Regions from separate parts of the Homo sapiens genome. Here region 2 is linked to region 1. Evidence: read pairs that join two places in POLR2A ChIA-PET (ENCODE). Cell type or tissue: HepG2. All regions are shown on one strand. Each heading gives the region's core, and the rest is flanking DNA. Links, peaks and the distances in the headings are about the cores only.

The links. ChIA-PET counts read pairs that join two places held together with the same protein. Peaks named below come from ENCODE experiments on the same cell type or tissue, not always from the same donor. Only the 100,000 strongest peaks of a DNase experiment are listed, where the experiment ranks them.
Region 2: POLR2A ChIA-PET joins it to region 1 with 5 read pairs; 2 of 35 experiments call an interaction of 5 or more read pairs at or near these places.

The regions. Positions count from the first base shown.
Region 1 is chr7:13,122,695-13,132,678 of GRCh38, reverse strand. No RefSeq gene overlaps it. Among named protein-coding and RNA genes, the nearest start is that of ARL4A, 440 kb to the right of the region's middle. In HepG2, for the core only: no CTCF peak of the experiment used is centred there; no DNase peak of the experiment used is centred there.
Region 2 is chr7:12,665,601-12,675,584 of GRCh38, reverse strand. LOC105375157 (a long non-coding RNA gene) reads left to right here. Exons shown (of 3, transcript XR_927043.2): 1 at 1-175; 2 at 814-916; 3 at 1,285-1,549. Among named protein-coding and RNA genes, the nearest start is that of ARL4A, 17 kb to the left of the region's middle. RefSeq lists an enhancer at 1-501. In HepG2, for the core only: no CTCF peak of the experiment used is centred there; a DNase peak (open chromatin) is centred at 5,294.

The DNA.
Region 1 (9,984 bases), core at 914-8,913:
CTACTAAATAAAAATTACTTAGGTTTTAAAATTTCAAAATATACAGAGGATAGGCTGAAACTCAGTAAATATTCAAGGTAAGCTTAGCTTTTACTCATGCTGGAAGGCAAAGCAGGAGCTTACATGTCATGTGATGAAATCAAGAGCAAGAGAGAGAGACTTGGGGAGGTGCCACACACTTTAACAACCAGATCTCATGAGAACTCACTCACTACTGTGAGGACAGCTTGAAGCCATGAAGGATCTGCCCCTATGACCCAAGCACCTCCCACCAGATCCCACCTCCAATGTTGGGGATTACATCTCAACATGAGATTTGGAGGGGACATCCAAAATAAATAAGCCTCTATTTATCATTCTCACATAAAACCTTCTACTCCTCCAAGAACCATCATAAATATATATATCATCTAAGCCAAGACATGTACAAATTATCCTAGACTCTTTGGTTTCCCTCCTTCACCTATTAACCAACCAAGTTCTATTCATTGTATTTCAAAATTGTTCTCTTTTGATTTTGTCCAGCATCTTCACTATTAATAACTCTGCCCTATTTTAACCCTTTCTTTGTTTTTCTCTTTCCCTATCTTCTTCTCTCACTATTCCTCCTTTCCTACCTCCTTTTATTTTTCTGATCCCTAATAGTTGAGAAAGACCCAGCTTGGTTCACTTTTGTCGGGGAGGGGAGGGTATCTGCCTTGTATTAATTAGTTCCACTGAGAAGCCCAAGCCCTGAAAATATTTTATGTCTATGTATTTTTTAAATTCCCACATGAAGATTTGTTTGTCCATCACCACAGTCAAAATTTGGGGTTCCTCACTGCAAAGATTTCTCCAATTGCACTAACATAGCCACACCCATATCCCTTTGCCCTGTCCCCACCTTCAACCCTGATTTCCCTAAACCCTTATCCAAGCACTAATCTGATTTCCATTTTAACTATTTTGTCATTTCAATTTGTTATATAAAAAAAGCGTGTAACCTTTTAGAGCTTGCTTTTTACACTCAGCAATTCTGGCATTGCCAATTTCTTAAAACTTTGAGTCAATTAATTAAACAGTCTGTATCTCAGTGTCCTTATTTGAAAATTGAAATAATATTTGCATAAAACTCAATGAACTATGGATAAAACTAAAGGATTAGATAATAAAAGTAAAACTTTTAGCATTCTAAAAAGCACTCAGTCATTGCTCAATAAAAGTGAACTATTATATAAATTATCCTGAGAATCTTTGCCAATTAAAGCATCTTTAATGTTGGTTTAGTCTTAAGTGCCCATATTATATGCTAATTCTATTCAAATTTATAATCCAAGAAATGTTTCAGTGAAAAATGTTTTGAACATCAGAATATTTGATTAATCAAAAGGTTTCATGCACCAGTCTACTGAAGTGATAGTATACCATATGTTAAGACAGGTTAGCTGCTACTTGCTCCTACTCACAAGCTTGCCTTTCTTTTTCTTTCTTTCTTTCTTTCTTTCTCTTTCCTTCCTTCTTTCTCTCTCTTTCCTTCCTCCCTTTCCCTTTTTCCTTTCTTTCTCTTTCCTTCCTTCTTTCTCTCTCTTTCCTTCCTCCCTTTCCCTTTTTCCTTTCTTTCTCTCTCTCTCTCTCCTCTCTCTCGCTCTCTCTCCCTCTCTTTTTTTTTTTCTCACAGTCTTGCTTGGTCACCCAGGCTGGAGTACAGTGGTGTGATCTGAGCTCACGGCAACCTCCGCCTCCTGGGTTCAAACAATTCTCCTACCTCAGCCTCCTGGGTAGCCTGGGACTACAGGTGCATGCCATCACACCCAGCTAATTTTTTGTATTTTTTAGAAGAGACAGGGTTTCACCATGTTGGTCAGGTTGGTTTTGAACTCCTGACCTCAAGTGATCCACTCGCCTTGGCCTCCCAAAGTGCTGGGATTACAGGTGTGAGCCACCACACCCAGCCATCACAAGCTCTTAAGAGGTGGGCTCAGGATTCATAATCAGGATAGTCTCAGGAGACTGCCTTTTTAACTACTGTGTTATCTTGTCTCTCATACTCGTAAATTCATTATGCCAAAGTTTATAAAGTTTTCACAATTTCTTAATTTTTAGTTGTCCGCATTCCTATTTCCATTACGTAGTTATCATTTGATACTTAGTGATTTTTTTGCACAATAACCATTGTGCAACTTTTTTTTGCACAATAACTATACTAACCCTGATGTTTTTCATGTCTCATTCATGTACTCAAGCTATGTACAAATAGCTAAAGTGAATGAAAAGAGTAAGACACTGATTTGCACTTCAGAATGAAGTTGTACAAAAGCCTGTATTTAATCAAAGTTAAAAAATATTGAACCGAATGGAAAATGCTTGAGTCTTCATGCTTTATCTACTAATGGTGATATCAGCTGAGGACAGAAGAGATGTGCTAATTGCATTAGATATATATTACAAATAAAAATCACTGATGAAAATATGTTTCAAGTATGCATACGCATTTAAAACTGTATAAAAGTCAGTGTATTTGTTATGATAAAATTTTCAGTCTCATGGATAATTTTTGTCACTCTATGAAAGTGGTCTGTCTCCACAGTGTGTTGTAAAACATACTGTGAATGAATAAATCAAGTAAAGAATCTTACACACCTACAAACCCTGCTTATACATATTACTTGCATATTAAGCAACAAAAGCTCCTGTCTATTCATTGGTCTCTTTCAGGGTGACCCTCAAAAATTAATGTGCACAGCTGGTTTTCTCCCACCTGTTCTCCCTATCATCTCATTCATGCACATTCTTCTCCAAGACCTCAAAGCCAATCATAAGGGAACTAGACTAGCTACAAATATGATTGAAAATCTGAAGTTTTAGCAGTACCTGGAAAACAGATGTGTTAAAATGCACAAGATAATATAAAACAACCTCTAAATCTCTCATTGCACCTGCCCTGTAATTCTATAAGGATTCTTTCTGACAAATTGTAAAGAGTGATTAGAAATGGCTACATGTGGCAAGTCATCAATAATTGGTGAGAAAAAACTCTCAAAACAAAACAAAAAAAATCCACAAACTATAAACTGGAAGTCCTAATGTTAAAAATGTTCTTTACATAAAGTCTTGTTTGAGTGGAACATCAATTACAGTTTCATTGATGGGATAAATTGTAATAAAAAGCACAGAGAACCTTGAACAACTTCAATTCCTTTTACAAACATAATGCAGTAGCATGGGAGTGATAGCTCTTCAATAAAAGTTATACTCTCAAAGAAATCAATATCATTCTAAATCTGTTCTTTACTTTTTACTCCACAGGGCAAACTCTGATATTTCTTTTCTGTAACAGACAAATGAACATAGTGCCAACATGTCCCTGTTCAACAGCTTATAGTGATTGATGTAAAAATTCACTAAAATGTACTTTATATATACTATAATAAGATTTTAGTATAAAGTATAAATTGAACAACTGTGATTTAAAAAGGAGATGTCAATTCAAATCTGATAGTTTATATTACTGAGATTATAAACTCCTCAGGAAGAAGCCTTTACAATACAATTACTTATTTTAAGATTACAGCTGAATTGACTCAAGTGCCAGATATGCTCAAGACTGTCCTAGCAAATATGCTGTATGTCTATATATAGATACAGAAACTGATACGCACACACGAACATACAAAATATGCTCATACATTTAGAGATATATGCTGCGTTTCACCTCTCATTTCCTCCTTACTCCTCAAGTCCATGTAATAATATCACTTCTGCCCCCATATTACCAAAACTACTTTTCTTCAAGAAGACTTTTGATTTCCAGATATAATGATTACAGGCAAGAAACCTGAGAATCATTACTACCAGTCTTATTTATAATTTTTTTTGTAAAATCTTGCTAATTCTACCTCCCATATAGCTCTTAAATTTATTCGCACCTTTATATTTTCTGAACATTTCCATAATCAGACCTGCACAAACACTAATATGGACTATTTCATTCGTCTGCTAACTGGTTTTCTGCCTATAGTCATCCTGTTTTAATTCACTTCCATCCTGAACCATGGCAATATGTATAAACAGATAGGTCGACAGATAGAGGGTATTATTTTACATGTGACATTATTAACATATCAAAAGGTAACATAATTATATACATGCATTCTTTGCTTAAATCCTTTCACTATTTGCTTATCAATATTCAATCTGTTGGAAAGACAAGAGGTGAACCTGAATCACCCACTGGACTTTTTCAAACTGCACATTAACTTCTAAGATTCTGATGTATGACAGGCTTACTTGAGTATCATTTCCAGAAACAGCAGATGTTTCTAATGTGAGAGTCTCATATTCTTCAAATTTGTTACAGAACGCAAAAGAGGAGAATCACTGAGTTACTGGATAAAATACACACTCTTCAGGGTGGCAAATAGATGCTCCACAACCTGGTTACTCTCTTCCCCTTTAACCTCATATTCTCCAACTAAACTTAGGCACCTGTTGCTTCAAGAAATTTTCCTGAACCTCCCATCCACACCCAGCCCAGGCTGCATTAGATGCCTATCTTTAACTACCCCTAACACCTCTAACAGGTTGAATTGTGTCACCAAAAAATTCATGTCCACCCAGGATCTCATGTGACCTTATTTAGAAATAGGGTCTTAATAGATGTAATTAGTTAGAGATCTTGAAATACAATCATACTGGACTTAGGATGGGCCCTAAACACAATGATGTTTTCCTGAAATAAATGAGAGAGCAATATGGAAAGAGACACAACAGAGAGGAAGGCGATGTAAAGATGGAGGCAAAGATTGAAGCAACTGATGCATCAGTAAGCCAACAAACACCAAGGATTGCCAGCAGCCACCAGAATCTCTGCACGGACAATTCTCTCTGAGCCCCCAGAGGAAATCAAAAGTACTGACATCTTTATTTTGGATTTCTGACCTCTTGAAGAGGGAGAGAAAGATTGAGAGAAAAACTGTTGGTTGTTTAAACTACCCAATCTGTGGCAATTTGTTATGGTAGCCCTAGAAACTAATACAAATGCTTATATTCACCTCTAATACAGCACTCATCAGATTATATCAGATTATTTTGTTTGTTTAGCCCACTCCCACCATCAACCATATTTCAAACTCTTTAAAGAATTACATCTGTTTATCTATATAAACAATGTCTACAGGTTCTAGATAAATGCCTGCTATATTAATATATGAATACATTTTAACATTTTAAAAGATATTGGGAATTTGGGGAAAAGGGTTGGAGGGGGGTGAGAAATAAAAGACTACAAATTGGATACAGTTATACTGCTGGGGTGATGGGTACACCAAAATCTCACAAATTACCACTAAAGAACTTACTCATGTAACTAAACATCCCCTGTCCCCCAAAACCTATGAGAAAAAAAGAGTAACGAAAAGCTTCCGCTAGCCCTTTTTTTGTGCTGCTTCCATCTGTAATGAGAAGGGCCCATCTCAGGTAGGTGCTGCTTCCAGGGGAGACATATGGAACTGATCAGTACTCAACCCACCACCTGAATCACAGCCCCTCCACCCAACCCACAGACTGTGAATGAGGAAAATGTTTGTTTTTGTAAGCCAAATAAATAAATAAATAAAAGACATTTTGCCAAAAAAAAAAAAAGGTGTACAATTTGATTTTATGTTACAAGTTGCTTGTAGTCAAGGAATTACAAAGATTTTAAAACTGAAAAGAGGTCGCTTCCAAGATGGCCGAATAGGAACAGCTCCAGTCTGCAACTCCCAGCAAAATCAACACAGAAGATGGGTGATTTCTGCATTTCCAATTGAGGTACCTGGTTCATCTCATTGGGACAGGTTGGACAGTAGGTGCAGCCCATGGAGGGCGAGCTGAAGCAGGGCAGGGCATCGCCTCACCTAGGAAGTGCAAAAGGTTGGGGGACTTCCCTTTCCTAGCCAAGGGAAGCCAAGACAGACTGTACCTGGAGAAACAGTATACTTCTGACCAAATACTGTGGTCTTCCCACAGTCTTAGCAACCAGCAGACCAGGAGATACCCTCCTGTGCCTGGCTCGGTGGGTCCCACATCCACGGAGCCTTGCTCACTGCTAATGCAGCAGTCTGAGATCAACCTGCAACACTGCAGCTTGACGGGGGGAAGGGCATCCGCCATTGCTGAGGCTTGAGTTGCACACAGTGTAAACAAAGCAGCTGGGAACCTCGCACTGGGCAGAGCCCACCACAGCTCAGCAAGGACTCCTGCCTCTCTAGACTCCACCTCTGGGAGCAGGGCATAACTGAACAAAAGGGAGCAGACAGCTTCTTTGGACTTAAATGTCCCTGTCTGACAGCTCTGAAGAGAGCAGTGGTTCTCTCAGCATGGCACTCAAGCTCTGAGAACAGACAGACTGCCTCCTCAAGCGGGTCCCTGAACCCCATGTAGCCTGACTGGGAGACACCTCCCAGTAGGGGCCGACAAGCACCTCAAACAGGAGGGTGCCTCTCTGGGACGAAGCTTCCAGAGGAAGGATGAAGCAGCAATATTTGCTGTTCTGAAGCCTCTGCTGGTGACACCAAGGCAAACAGGGTCTGGAGTGGACCTCCAGCAAACTCCAACAGACCTGCAGCTGAGGGGGCTGACTGTTAGAAGGAAAACTAACAAACAGAAAAGAATAGCATCCGCATCAACAAAAAGGACATCCACACCAACACCCCATCTGTATGTCACCAAAATCAAACACCAAAGTTAGATAAAACCACAAAGATGGGGAGAAACCAGAGCACAAAAGCTGAAAATTCCAAAAACCAGAGTGCCTCGTCTCCTCCAAAGGATCACAGCTCCTCGTCAGGAAGGGAACAAAACTGAACAGATAATGAGTTTGACAAGTTGACAGAAGTAGGCTTCAGAAGGTTGGTAATAACAAACTTCTCCAAGCTAAAGGAGCATGTTCTAACTCATCACAAGGAAGCTAAAACCCTCAAAAAAAGATTAGATGAATGGCTACCTAGAATAAACAGTGTAGAGAAGACCTTAAATGACCTGAGGGAGCTGAAAACCACGGCACGAGAACTTCGTGATGCAGCCACAAACTTCAACAGCCAATTCGATCAAGTGGAAGAAAGGATATCAGTGATTGAAGATCAAATTAATGAAATAAAATGAGAAGATGAGGTTAGAGAAAAAAGAGTGAAAAGAAATGCACAACGCCTCCAAGAAATATGGGACTATGTGAAAAGACCAAATATATGTTTGACTGGTGTATCAGAAAGTGACAGGGAGAATGGAAACAAGTTGGAAATCACTCTTCACGATGTTATCCAGGAGAACTTCCCCAACCTAGCAAGGCTGGCCAACATTCAAATTCAGGAAATACAGAGAACACCACAAAGCTACTCCTCAAGAAGAGCAACCCCAAGACACATAATTGTCAGATTCACCAAAGTTGATATGAAGGAAAAAATGTTAAGGGCAGCCAGAGAGAAAGTTTGGGATACCCACAAAGGGAAACCCATCAGACTAACAGTTGATCTCTCTGCAGAAACCCTATAAGCCAGAAGAGAGTGGTGTCCAATATTCACCCTTCTTAAACAAAAGAATTTTCAACCCAGAATCTCATATCTGGCCAAACTACGCTTAACACATGAAGGAGAAATGAAATCCTTTACAGACAAGCAAATGCTGAGAGATCTTGTCACCACAAGGCCTGCCTTACAAGAGCTCCTGAAGGAAGCACTAAACGCGGAAAGGAACAACTGGTACCAGCCACTGCAAAAACATGCTAAATTGTAAAAACCACTGATGTTATGAAAAAACTGCATTAACTAAGGGCCAAATAACCAGCTAAGATCATATTGACAGGATCAAATTCAAACATAACAATATTAACCTTAAATGTAAATGTGGTAAATTCCCCAATTAAAAGACACAGACTAGCAAGTTGGTTAAAGAGTCAAGACCCATCAGTGTGCTGTATTCAGGAGACCTATCTAAAGTGCAAAGACACAGATGGGCTCAAAATAAAGGAATGGAAGAAGATCTACCAAGCAAATGGAAAGAAAAAAAAAGCAGGGGTTGCAATCCTAGTCTCTGATAAAACAGACTTTAAACCAACAAAGATCAAAAGAGACAAAGAAGGCCCCTAGGTAATCATAAAGGGATAAATTCAACAAGAAGTGCTAACTATCCTAAATGTATATGCACCCAATACAGGAGCACCCAGGTTCATAAAGCAAGTCCTTAGAGACTTACAAAGAGAATTAGACTCCCACACAATAATAATGGGAGACTTCAACACCCCACTGTCAATATTAGACAGATCAGTGAGACAGAAGGTTAACAAGGATATCCAGGACTTGAACTCAGCTCTGGACCAAGTGGACCTAATAGACATCTACAGAACTCTCCAACCCAAATCAACAGAATATACATTCTTCTCAGCACCACATCCCACTTATTCTAAAACTGACCACATAATTGGAAAGAAAACACTCCTCAGCAAATGTAAAAAAACAGAAATCACAACAAACTGTCTCTCAGACCATAGTGTAATGAAATTAGAACTCAGGATTAATAAACTCACTCAAAACTGCACAACTACATAAAAACTGAACAACCTGCTCCTGAATGACTACTGGGTAAATAACAAAATGATGGCAGAAATAAAGATGTTCTTTGAAACCAGTGAGAACAAAGACACAACATACCAGCATCTCTGGGACACATTTAAAGCAGTGTGTAGAGGGAAATTTATAGCACTAAATGCATGCCCACAAGAGAAAGCAGAAAAGACCTGAAATCAATACCCTAACATGACAATTAAAAGAACTAGAGAAGCAAGAGCAAACAAATTCAAAAGCTAGCAGAAGGCAAGAAATAACTACGATCAGAGCAGAACTGAAAGAGATAGAGACACAAAATCCCTTCAAAAAATCAATGAATCCAGGAGCTGGTTTTAGGAAAATATCAACAAAATAGATAGACCGCTAGCAAGACTAATAAAGAAAAAAAGAGAGAAGAATCAAATAGATGCAATAAAAAATGATAAAGGGGATATCACCACCGATCCCACAGAAATACAAACTACCATTAGAGAATACTATAAACACCTCTATGCAAATAAACTAGAAAATCTAGAAGAAACGGATAAATTCCTGGACATATACACTCTCCCAAGACTAAATCAGGAAGAAGTTGAATTTCTGAATAGACCAATAACAGCTTCTGAAATTGAGGCAATAATTAATAGCCTACCAACCAAAAAAAGTCCAGGACCAGATTTACAGCCGAATTCTACCAGAGGAAGAAAGAGGAGTTGGCACCATTCCTTCTGAAACTATTCCAATCAATAGAAAAAGAGGGAATCTACCCTAACTCATTTTATGAGGCCAGCATCATCCTGACACCAAAGTCTGGCAGAGACACAACAACAACAAAAAAAGAACTTTAGACGAATATCCCTGATGAACATCAGTGCAAAAATCCTCAATAAAATACTGGCAAACTGAATCCAGCAGCACATCAAAAAGCTTATCCACCACAATCAAGTCGGCTTCATCTCTGGGATGCAAGGCTGATTTAACATACACAAATCAATAAGCGTAATCCATTACATAAACAGAACCAATGACAAAACATCACATGATTATCTCAATAGATGCAGAAAAGGCCTCTGACAAAATTCAACAACGCTTCATGCTAAAAACTCTCAATAAATTAGGTATTGATGGAACGTATCTCAAAATAATAAGAGCTATTTAGGACAAACCTACAGCCAATATCATACCGAATGGGCAAAAACTGGAAGCATTCCCTTTGAAAACCGGCACAAGACATGGATGCCGTCTCTCACCATTCCCATTCAACATAGTGTTGGAAGTTCTGGCCAGGGTAATGAGGCAAGAGAAAGAAATAAAGGGTATTCAATTAGGAAAAGAGGAAGTCAAATTGTCCCTGTTTGCAGATGACACGACTGTATATTTAGAAAACCCCATCATCTCAGCCCAAAATCTCCTTAAGCTGATAAGCAAC
Region 2 (9,984 bases), core at 1,386-9,385, 460 kb after region 1:
TATCTCAAGGTAAGGTCTTTAGAAACTAATAGAACAAGAAGTAACTGGAAATCACTGACTGAAGCTGTCAGAAGTTGGTGCAGGATAAATTTCAAGTCACTGATAAGATGGAATGTAGGTGATAATACTAAAGAAGACAGAAGACGGAAACTTGGAGAAAAGCCTATATTTTCAGGTTCACAGAATTTTTAAAAACCAGATTGCTTTGTACAATTCTTTAATTGTTGGGAGGGAGTCAGAAGAGATGGTGCCAGGTACAGGTGCGTTTACTCTGGCAGGGGAGACTGCTTCTCTACTATGCTTACAATCCAGGCCAGTATGAATCCATATTGTGATCTTTGTCTACAGAACTAAAAGAGGGCTTGGACAGAGGTGGAGGAAGAAGGAGTTGCAACTGCTCAGCTGTATTGACAGCAGGACTGTATGTAGGTCTTACTTTCACTTGTAGTGAATGTAGGTCATCCCTAGCACAGAAGGTTGTGTTGCGAAAAGCAAAACAAGCTTTCAGGGAAGATTCAAGATAGGAGTGGTAAGTGCGCCCTCTTTAGGTTGTGCAGGATCAAAGGAAGAATCAAACAGGACTGCAGATCTCATAGTTTCTACCACTAGTTCCAAACCGGGCAATTGATAAGCGTTTAGAAAAGATTTATAGAATGAATAAATGAGCAAATTAAGTGTGCCTTAGAATCTTTGTGCCTCATTTTTCTTACTGGGTTGTTCTGGGGAGAATGAATGAAGTTGCTGTAGCTGTAATATGAATAATTGTTAGATAAAATAGTACTTTATTGATATATGATTACTTTTACTTTTTAGGTTTCTGAAGATCACAGAACTTAACTAAAACAACATATTTGTCATAAGCAATTAAGATTTAAGCATTACTCTAGACTACGGAATTCTTTTTGGTGTAAAGCAGGTAAACTGAGCAATGATGCAGCATAGTTTCTGATCTAGTGAAGAGAAAGATAAAATCGCTGGCTATCTGCAAGTAATTTAATGACCAAACTGAGATCTAAATTTGACATTTGAAAAAAAAATTAGAATTTCTCTAAAAACCAACATATGTTAAATAAATGAATGCAAGGCAGTTAGTTTACAGGGTTTTTTTTTTAGTTTCTCGCATTTATCAATTATCCTCAAAACTGTCCTCTAGGGAAAGCAAGATCTGTGCGATTTACCATTATTTTATAAATGAGGAAACTGAGGCTTAGTTAGGTTAAGAGATTTACTTGCTGAAGATTACTAAACTAGTAATTTTTGGATCTGTAACTTGGCTTACTTCAGGTAAAAGCTCTGTCCTGATTACACACTGACCCGCTTTGGGATGTGGAATGCAGGTAACTCATCATGAGTCAAGGAAGGAAGAAGATTCTTTCAGAAAGTTTCAACTATGACAGATGAAGGCAGAAAAAAAAATATGGAAGGTCAACATATTCTTGTTTTGAAAGTACATTTCCTGTTTTTAGCACAATTATCCCTTAGTATGCTTCATTTATCATAAAGATGTAATGTTAAAGGATTAATAACTAACAGTCTGGAATCTTTGAGAATCGGCAGCAAATTGATGACATACTCAATCCAGAAGAATGTTATGGTCTTAAGGCATCCAGATGTAGTTTCAAAATCAGGGAATGAAATAAAGTCTAAAGTTTAACACTCACAAGAGAAATAACTGATGTTGGGGACTGTCATGCTATCTTCTATTTAAAGGTAACTGCCTAGTAGTAGAAAATGTGATTATCTTTTTTTTTTTTTTTTTTTTTTTTTTTTGAGACACCGTTTGGCTCTGTCGCCCAGGCTGGAGTGTAGTGGTGCAATCTCAGCTCACTGCAACTTCTGCCTCCTGGGTTCAAGCAATTGCTTTGCCTCAGCCTCCTGAGTAGCTGGGACTACAGGCGCGCACTGCCATGCCCGGCTAATTTTTGTTTGTGTTTTAGTAGAGACAGGGTTTCACCGTGTTGCCCAGGCTGGTTTCCAACGCTTGAGCTCAGGCAATCTGCCCACCTTGGTCTCCCAAAGTGCTAGGATTACAGGTGTGAGCCAACACACCTGGCCAAAAATGGGATTATCTTAATGCCCCATGTGATCACCAAATATTAAACCTATATGAGTCTTTGTATTTTCCTTAGAACAGCAACTCTCTATGACATAAATTGAAAATGTATTTGGTGGCTCATTTAAATTCAGAGTCAATGTGATTCTTCAGAAACTTTAAAGATTAAATGAGCCTGAGAGACTGATAAATCAATTCTGTTGTAAATAATATCTTAAGACATTAGATAGAAAGGTTGTACAAAGCCAGATTTTCAAACATTTCAGTAATTCTGCAATTAAACTCTTCTCTAAGGTGTCCTGGTACTAAGTACAATAAGACAAGGGCATGTTTCAGGAAAAATCTGAAATATTAGGAAGTTACGTGTGTAATTTGTGTGTTGGACGATTACAAAGATAAGTGGTGTTTAATTTGAAATCCTGCTATATAGACAATAGTTTATGTTCTAGACTAAAAAACAGAACTCAATCCTACTGTTTTTGTCTCACACTGGAAATAAACTTATTTTATTCTAAAGCAGAGGTATAGGGAAAGTACAAATGATTCACCAAAATATCTTGGGATGACTACAGATCTGTGTGTTTGTGTGTGTATGTGTGTGTGTATCAAAATCAGACCATAATAATGGTTGCTAAACTATTAGTATCAGAAGACCAGTTTAAAATGTATCTTATATCTAAGAGAAAAATTTTAATTCTTAGTTTTATTTATTTGCATATACAAGTGGTAAACACCTGGAAAAGGTTAAGAATTTTGTATATTTTATTAAAAATGGAAATTACGAATGATAGGCATGGTTAATATTTTCTGCTTTCTGTTACTAAATAGACTTCCCATTTATTAAGAGGTTATAGGAGTGCATTGAATTAACTCATAACACAGGAATGAAAGGCAGGCTATAATTGGATCTTTTGAACTTCATGTACACCTTATAATCTTACAAAATATCATTATATGTAATAAAGCAAAATTCCTATTTAAAGAAATGATTTTTTTTTTAAGAGATGGGGTCTTGCCATATTCCCCAGGCTAGTCTTGAACTCCTAGCCTCAAGAAATCCTTCCACTTTGGCCTCCCAAAGTGCTGAAATTACAAGTGTGAGCCACTGCGTCTGGCTGGAGAAATGGATATTAAAATCAGGCTTTAAAAAATCAATTATTGTGGTGTCTCACACCTGTAATCCTAGCATTTTGAGAGGCCAGGTGGGTGGATCACTTGAGGTCAGAAGTTCGAAACCAGCTGGGCCAACATGGTGAAACTCCATCTCTACAAAAAATACAAAAAAATTATCCCAGTGTGGTGGAGGGTGCCTGTAATCCCAGCTACTCGGGAGGCTGAAGCAGGAGAATTGCTTGAACCCAGGAGGCAGAGGTTGCAGTGAGCCAAGATCATGCCACTGCACTGCAGCCTGGGCAACACAGCAAGACTCCATCTCAAAAAAAAAAAAATTATCATTTAAAATTTTAGATTATAAACTATAATTTCTAAACAGTTAAAAAATTTTCTTTGCTTAGATTTTACTCAAATATTAAGGTGTATTAAATATATAAATTCAAACTTTTTATGAATTCCAAGAATATAAAATTATTTTGATGGCTAAAAAATTATGTGCAAAGCTAACGGGAATATAAAATGGTACAGTCACTTTGGAAAATTTTCTGATGGTTCCTCAAAAGGTTAAACATAGATTTGCCATATAAACCAGTAATTCCATTCCTACGTACATACCTAAGAGAAATAAAAACGTATTATATTAGTCCGTTTTCACACTGCTATAAGTAAATACGTGAGACTGGGCTATTTATAAGAAAAGAAGTTTAATTGGCTCATGGTTCTGCAGGCTGTATGGGAAGAATAGCAGCTTTTGCCTCTGGGGAGGCCTCAGGAAACTTGCAATCATGGTGGAAGGCAAAGGGAGAGCCAGCACTTTACATAGCTGAAGCAGGAGGAAGAGAGAGGGGGAAGGTGCTACACACTTTTAAACAACCAGATCTTGTGAGAACTCACTCACCATCATGAGAAAGGCACGGAGGGGATGGTGCTACACTATTCATGAGAACTCCACCCCCGTGAATCAACCACCTCCCCCCCAGGCCCCACTTCCAACATTGAGGATTACAATTGCACATGTGATTTGGGTGGGGACGTAGAGCCAAACCATATCACATATGTCCACACAAAAGTTTGTATATGAAAGTTCATAGCACCATTATTCGTAATAGCCCAAAAGTGGAAACAATCCAAATGTTCATCAGCTGAGGAATGAATAAACAAAATGTAGTGTATCCATACAAAGTAATATTATTTGGCAATAAAAAGAAGTGAAATACTGATGCATGCTATAACATGGATGATGCTTGGAAACATTATGCTAAGTGAAAGGAAGTCACAAAGGATCAAATGTTGTATGATTCTATATCATATGTATGTATGACTCCATATAAATATTGTATGATTCCATATATACACATATATATGGACGTCTGGTATAGGCAAATCCATAGAGACAGAAAATCTATTAATGGTTGCCTAGGGCTGGGAAGGAGTAGAGTTAAGAAAAAATGGGAAGTGACTGCTAATGGGTGTGAACTTCCTTTTTAGTGTACTAAAAATATTCTAAGACTGATTTTGATGATACTTACACAATTCTGTGAATACACCAAAAATCACTGAACTGGGGGGAAGAAAAGCAAAAGCAATCTCTCAAAACTAAATGGCTTCTATCGGTAAACCATGTTTCTTTAAAAAGACTTGCACACTTGCCCATGTACAAGGAGTTTTAAATCTAGCACATGTCTACAGGTTAAAAAAATTTGCAATACTCTAGCTCTTTAGGATATATATGTAGGCTGTTATCCATGTCATGTTTAGGAGAACTGAATTTTGATTGAATTCATTACAGTTTTTTTACTTCAAAGGAAAAAGATCATCAGGCTTCAATAGATCTCACTAAGTTTTTGCATCAAAATATCCAGTTATCTGAAGAGTAAGATTTGCTGACTTGCAAACAATTAGTATATACTAACTGATTATCTCCTGTGTCATATGCAAGACTTCACAAAACAACAGAATGCCTTTGAGGGGTTCAATTTAGGTTAGGATTGTGTCCACTATGTTTTCACGTCACAAATAATTCCATTCCAAATAAAGTAGAAAAATTGCACTGCTACAACATCAAAGAAGAGAACTAAACAAAGATTAAGCAAAGGTATTTGGCAACCCATTGTGCCAGCACATGGAAACACAAGTCTCCACTTTGGCAGCTGTGTTTGTATACATTCCAGTCCAGGCTGAACATTAGGACTCCTTACCAAACTGAACACCATGTGACTGGTGAAGCTTCAGCATAAACACAGACAGTGTTATGTATATGGATTCACTTTGCAACCTGATATTTATGTCATGTAAATTAAATATGCATTTGTACAAAGATTGAATATATCAGTACATATGCACAATATTTAGAGACTGCCTTCTTGCCAGCACTGTACTAGACTGGAGAATTATAAACACATGACTATATCCTAGCTATTTATAAAAACATGCAAAATAAATACAATACGTTTTCAATCATTGTCATCATGTATCTCACCACATATTATTTTTCTTCATAATTTTAACCCTAAACACACTACAAATTATTTAATTAATACATAGGAACACTAAAATTTAAATTTGCTTTTTTTTCCTTTGTGCTTTTTCTATACATATGATTCTAAGTAAGTTAAAAGGGCCCAGACTTCTCTTTTTCCATCCTAATGATCTCTGATAACAAATCATTTCACATATAGAAGGGAGAAAATGTTGTTGGCCTTTTCTTAAATTTTTGATGTTTCCAAAATTATTTGCCAAAGCCACTTTGGGGACTCTTCTGAGGTTGTGGAACTTTCTGCTTTATCCACTAATGTCCTGGAACCATAGCCTTCATTGAGGTCAGAATTATAAGTGACTATATGGAAAGATCTTTTTTTTTTTTTTTTTTCTCAAGAAACCCTCAAATCCAACACTCTGGTCTGCGTGTATATGTCAGGGTTCCTAGCTGCCAACAAATGAAATCAATTCTGGTTAGTTAAGCAGAAAGTAATCTTAAAAAGATGTTAGGGAGCCCTCTGAATCTGCTCGGGGGCCAGAGAGCCAGGCTTAGAGACTGCACAGTCAAGAACAAAGTTCTAACTTAACCATTGATTAACTGCCAGCAAAGACAGACCTGCAGCCATTGTTGGGCAATGCCACCATAGACTGGTACTTCTCAGGATGTGCCCTGGACAAGACTGCCACAGCCTCAGCCACGGGCACCTCCATAAACTGGGCACATCCACCACTGTCCTCATCAAAGTAGATCCCACGGTGCCATTGTCCCTGGCTCCAAATTTAAGCCTGATATGCTTGCATTTGACAGGTGGTATTTAGGCCCCATGCTTGTGCGCCCCCAACCCTCACCACTAACTGCAAGGACAGATGGGAACACTGGCTTCTAGGTTCTCTGTAGGAGATGGGCTGTCAAAAAGTAGAGAAAATGTTGGCCAAAGAGTTGGATGACATAACAGTCTAAAATATTTGACGAAATATGTAAAATCCCACATTGCTTTTTAGGTTACTTAGCTTATTTGTGAGCAATATCTTTCCTTGCACTGAGAACATAACTTCTAAGATAGATGGAGAGGATGGGAGAAGGGGGTTTGAATTAACGATTCTTTCCCAACCATGTTATTCCCTGACTCAAAATTCTCCTATCTATTTATTTTCTTATGTGTAAATTTCAGCAACATAGAATTTCAACTCCTGGAGTATAAGATTTTATAATAAATTTTGTGGTAGAAAATTCGAAAAAGAGAAAATAGGGCAATTGAAAATCTGGCCAAAGAGGCAATGTGTCTCTGCCTTCTTTATGGGCCTGGAATGCTGCTGGAAGTAACTTAATTATCCACCCATAATAATTGAAACTTTTACAAAGTCATGGTTATAAAACACATCTGGGCTCTCATCACCTGCCACCCCACCCCACCTTGCTTCCACATTTTTCTTTCTTTTGAAATATCCTTCTCTCCATAGTGGTTATCTTAAATCTTTTCTATGTGCCTCGTGTTCGAATACACCATGTCCTTTCTCACTCTGTAGATAATCATACCTCCCCAAACTTTGTGGCACCATTCTTTTCTCCGGTGACACTGGAAGTGAAGAGCCATCGGCCTGAGGCTAATCTTGCTCCAGTGCCTAGATCTATTTACCCCTGCTTTTTCTCAGTACCTACCATCTCTTATTTAACTTTATGCTGTGCTCTGAAACTTTACATTTGTACTAGTTATTTCCCTGCAGTATGCAAATATTTTCAAGGCTTTTACATTCTTAAAAAATCTGCAACCCCAGATCCTGCTGTACTTACTGGGCTTTCCATTGCCATGACTGCCAAACTTCTTCAAGAGTATTTCCTGTACTAGCTTTTTCTGTTAACTCATTTTGCTGAATCCAACGAATATTTCTGGGATTTTTATCTTCCTTGAATATGCAGCAGCTTTGACAATACTGACACCTTCTCTTTTTCCTGGATTTCTTTTTTTTTTTTTTTGAGATGGAGTTTCGCTCTTGTTGCTGAAGCTGGAGTGCAATGGTGCGATCTCAGCTCACTGCAACCTCTGCCTCCTGGGTTCAAGCGATTCTCCTGCCTCAGCCTCCCGAGTAGCTGGGATTACAGGCATGTGCCACCATGCCTGGCTAATTTTGTATTTTTAGTAGAGATGGAGTTTCACCATGTTGGTCAGGCTGGTCTTGAACTCCTGACCTCAGGTGATCCACCCGCCTTGGCCTCCGAAGGTGCTGGGATTACAGGTGTGAGCCACCACACTCTGCTCTTTTTCCTGGATTTCTTTGATGCCTCAGTCTTTTCCTTCTCCCCTCCTCCCTCGTCCTCTTCCTCTCAGGCTCCTTTGCAGATTTTATTTTCCGTATTGTTTATCTGTCTGAGTTCATTTGGACTGCTACAACAGAATATTATAAACTGGTTGGCTTATAAACAACAGAAATTGATTTCTCACAGTTCTGGAGGCTGGGACATCCAAGTCAAGGTGCTGGCAAATTCAGTATCTGCTGAGGGCCCACTTCCTGGTTTATAGACTACTGTCTTCTCCCTGTAACTTCAGATGGTGGAAGAAGTGACAGGTCTCTTCTCTCTCAGACTCCTTTTATAAGGGCACTCTAAAGGGTTAAAGTCAAGGATGTATATAGCTCAATGATTTCTTACAAAGTGAGAACCCCCTAGATCTTTGCAGTGTTGTATTTTTGGGACTTGTGTATATGTGTGTATTCTATTTTATGTGGGTTTTTTTTTTTTTACAACGAACATGTGCATGGGTTGAATTATGCCTCTAAAATGATTTGTCCATGTCCTCATTATCAAAAACCAAATATGTCCTCATTTAAAAAAAGGATTTTTTCAATGTGATTAAATTAACAGTTTTGAGCTAAGATCATCCTGGATTAACTGAGTGGACCCTAAATCCAATCACAAGTATCTTTACAAGAGAAGACACAGTGAAAAAGGACATAAAGGAGTCAGAGATTGGAGTCATGATGCCACAAACCAAGGAATGCCTGGAACCACCAGAATCTGAAACAAGGAAGAACTCTCTCCTAGAGCCTTTGTAGGGAGCATGGTCCTAAAGACACCTTGATTTTGAACTTCTGGCCTCCAGAACTGTGACAGAATAAATTTCTGTTGTTTTAGACTACCAAGTTTGTTAGGACATTCCTGGGGAAATAATACAGCATGTATAATCATTATGACAGCAATAAAGTAAATATTATTAAATTACAAGATTTGCAGTCCTCCCCCTCCCCCTACCTTCTAAGGAGGCAAGCAGCCTTTGCCAGCTGAGCAAGCTTCTGATTGTTGTTTTGTCCTTGATCATGTCGAAGGGTAGAATTGAGCTGAAAGCTGAGGATTAAACTCTGATTTTTTTTAATCTTGCCCAAATTCCTATCTAAGGGGTCTGGGGAGTCATGCCCTCAGACGGGTTTTATTTTACCCTATATACCATGATTTACTTTCCAGCCTGACTCTGGCATAACATTACGAGACAAAGAAGAAAATCAAAATATTTTACCCCAAAACATGTTTCTTTGCCATATTTTGAAATGGCACTGCAAAGCTGTTCTTTATGGGGGAAAATTTGTGTCTGTAAAGAATCTCTATTAACATAGCTAGATCTTTTTCTTCCAGACCCTCCCAATCCTAAAGAGATTAATATCTGAATAGGAAACATTTGTCATCTATTGTCTCTAAGGGCAGCCACTTCAGAAGAACTTTGGTCTCCACGATCTTTATCTTAACTTGAACATTCCCTTTCTATCAATTCCAGGTCTTTAGACAAACTCAACCAATTGTCAACCAGAAAAGATTTAAATTCACCGATAGCCAGGAAGCCCCGCCGCTTTGAGTTGTTCCACCTTACTGGACCAAACCAATGTATTTCTTAAATGTATTTGATTGATGTCTCATGCCTCTCTAAAAATGTATACAACTAAGCTGCTCTGGGACCACCTTGGGCACATGTTCTCAGGACTTCTCGAGGGCTGTGTCACGGGCCATCATCACTCATATTTGGCTCAGAATAAATCTCTTCATATATTTTAAAGAGTTTAACTCTTTTCATCGACAAAGCCTAGGATAATGAGGTTGGGATATGAATGAAGAAAAACGTTAGAAAAATGAGCAGCTTCAGGAAAGAACAGAAGATCTGGGGGAAGGCTTGCTCTGGGTTATAGCCCCATGGGCAATTTACCAAAGAGTAAAAGATGAGGCCCAAACATGACAATATCTCTGCTCTGACGTTTTGATTTTGTTAATTTTCATTTGATATCAATGAGTGAAGCCAGCATGAGCATCAAATACCCATATGCAACAATCTACATAACTGAAAACTCCAAGGCCACAT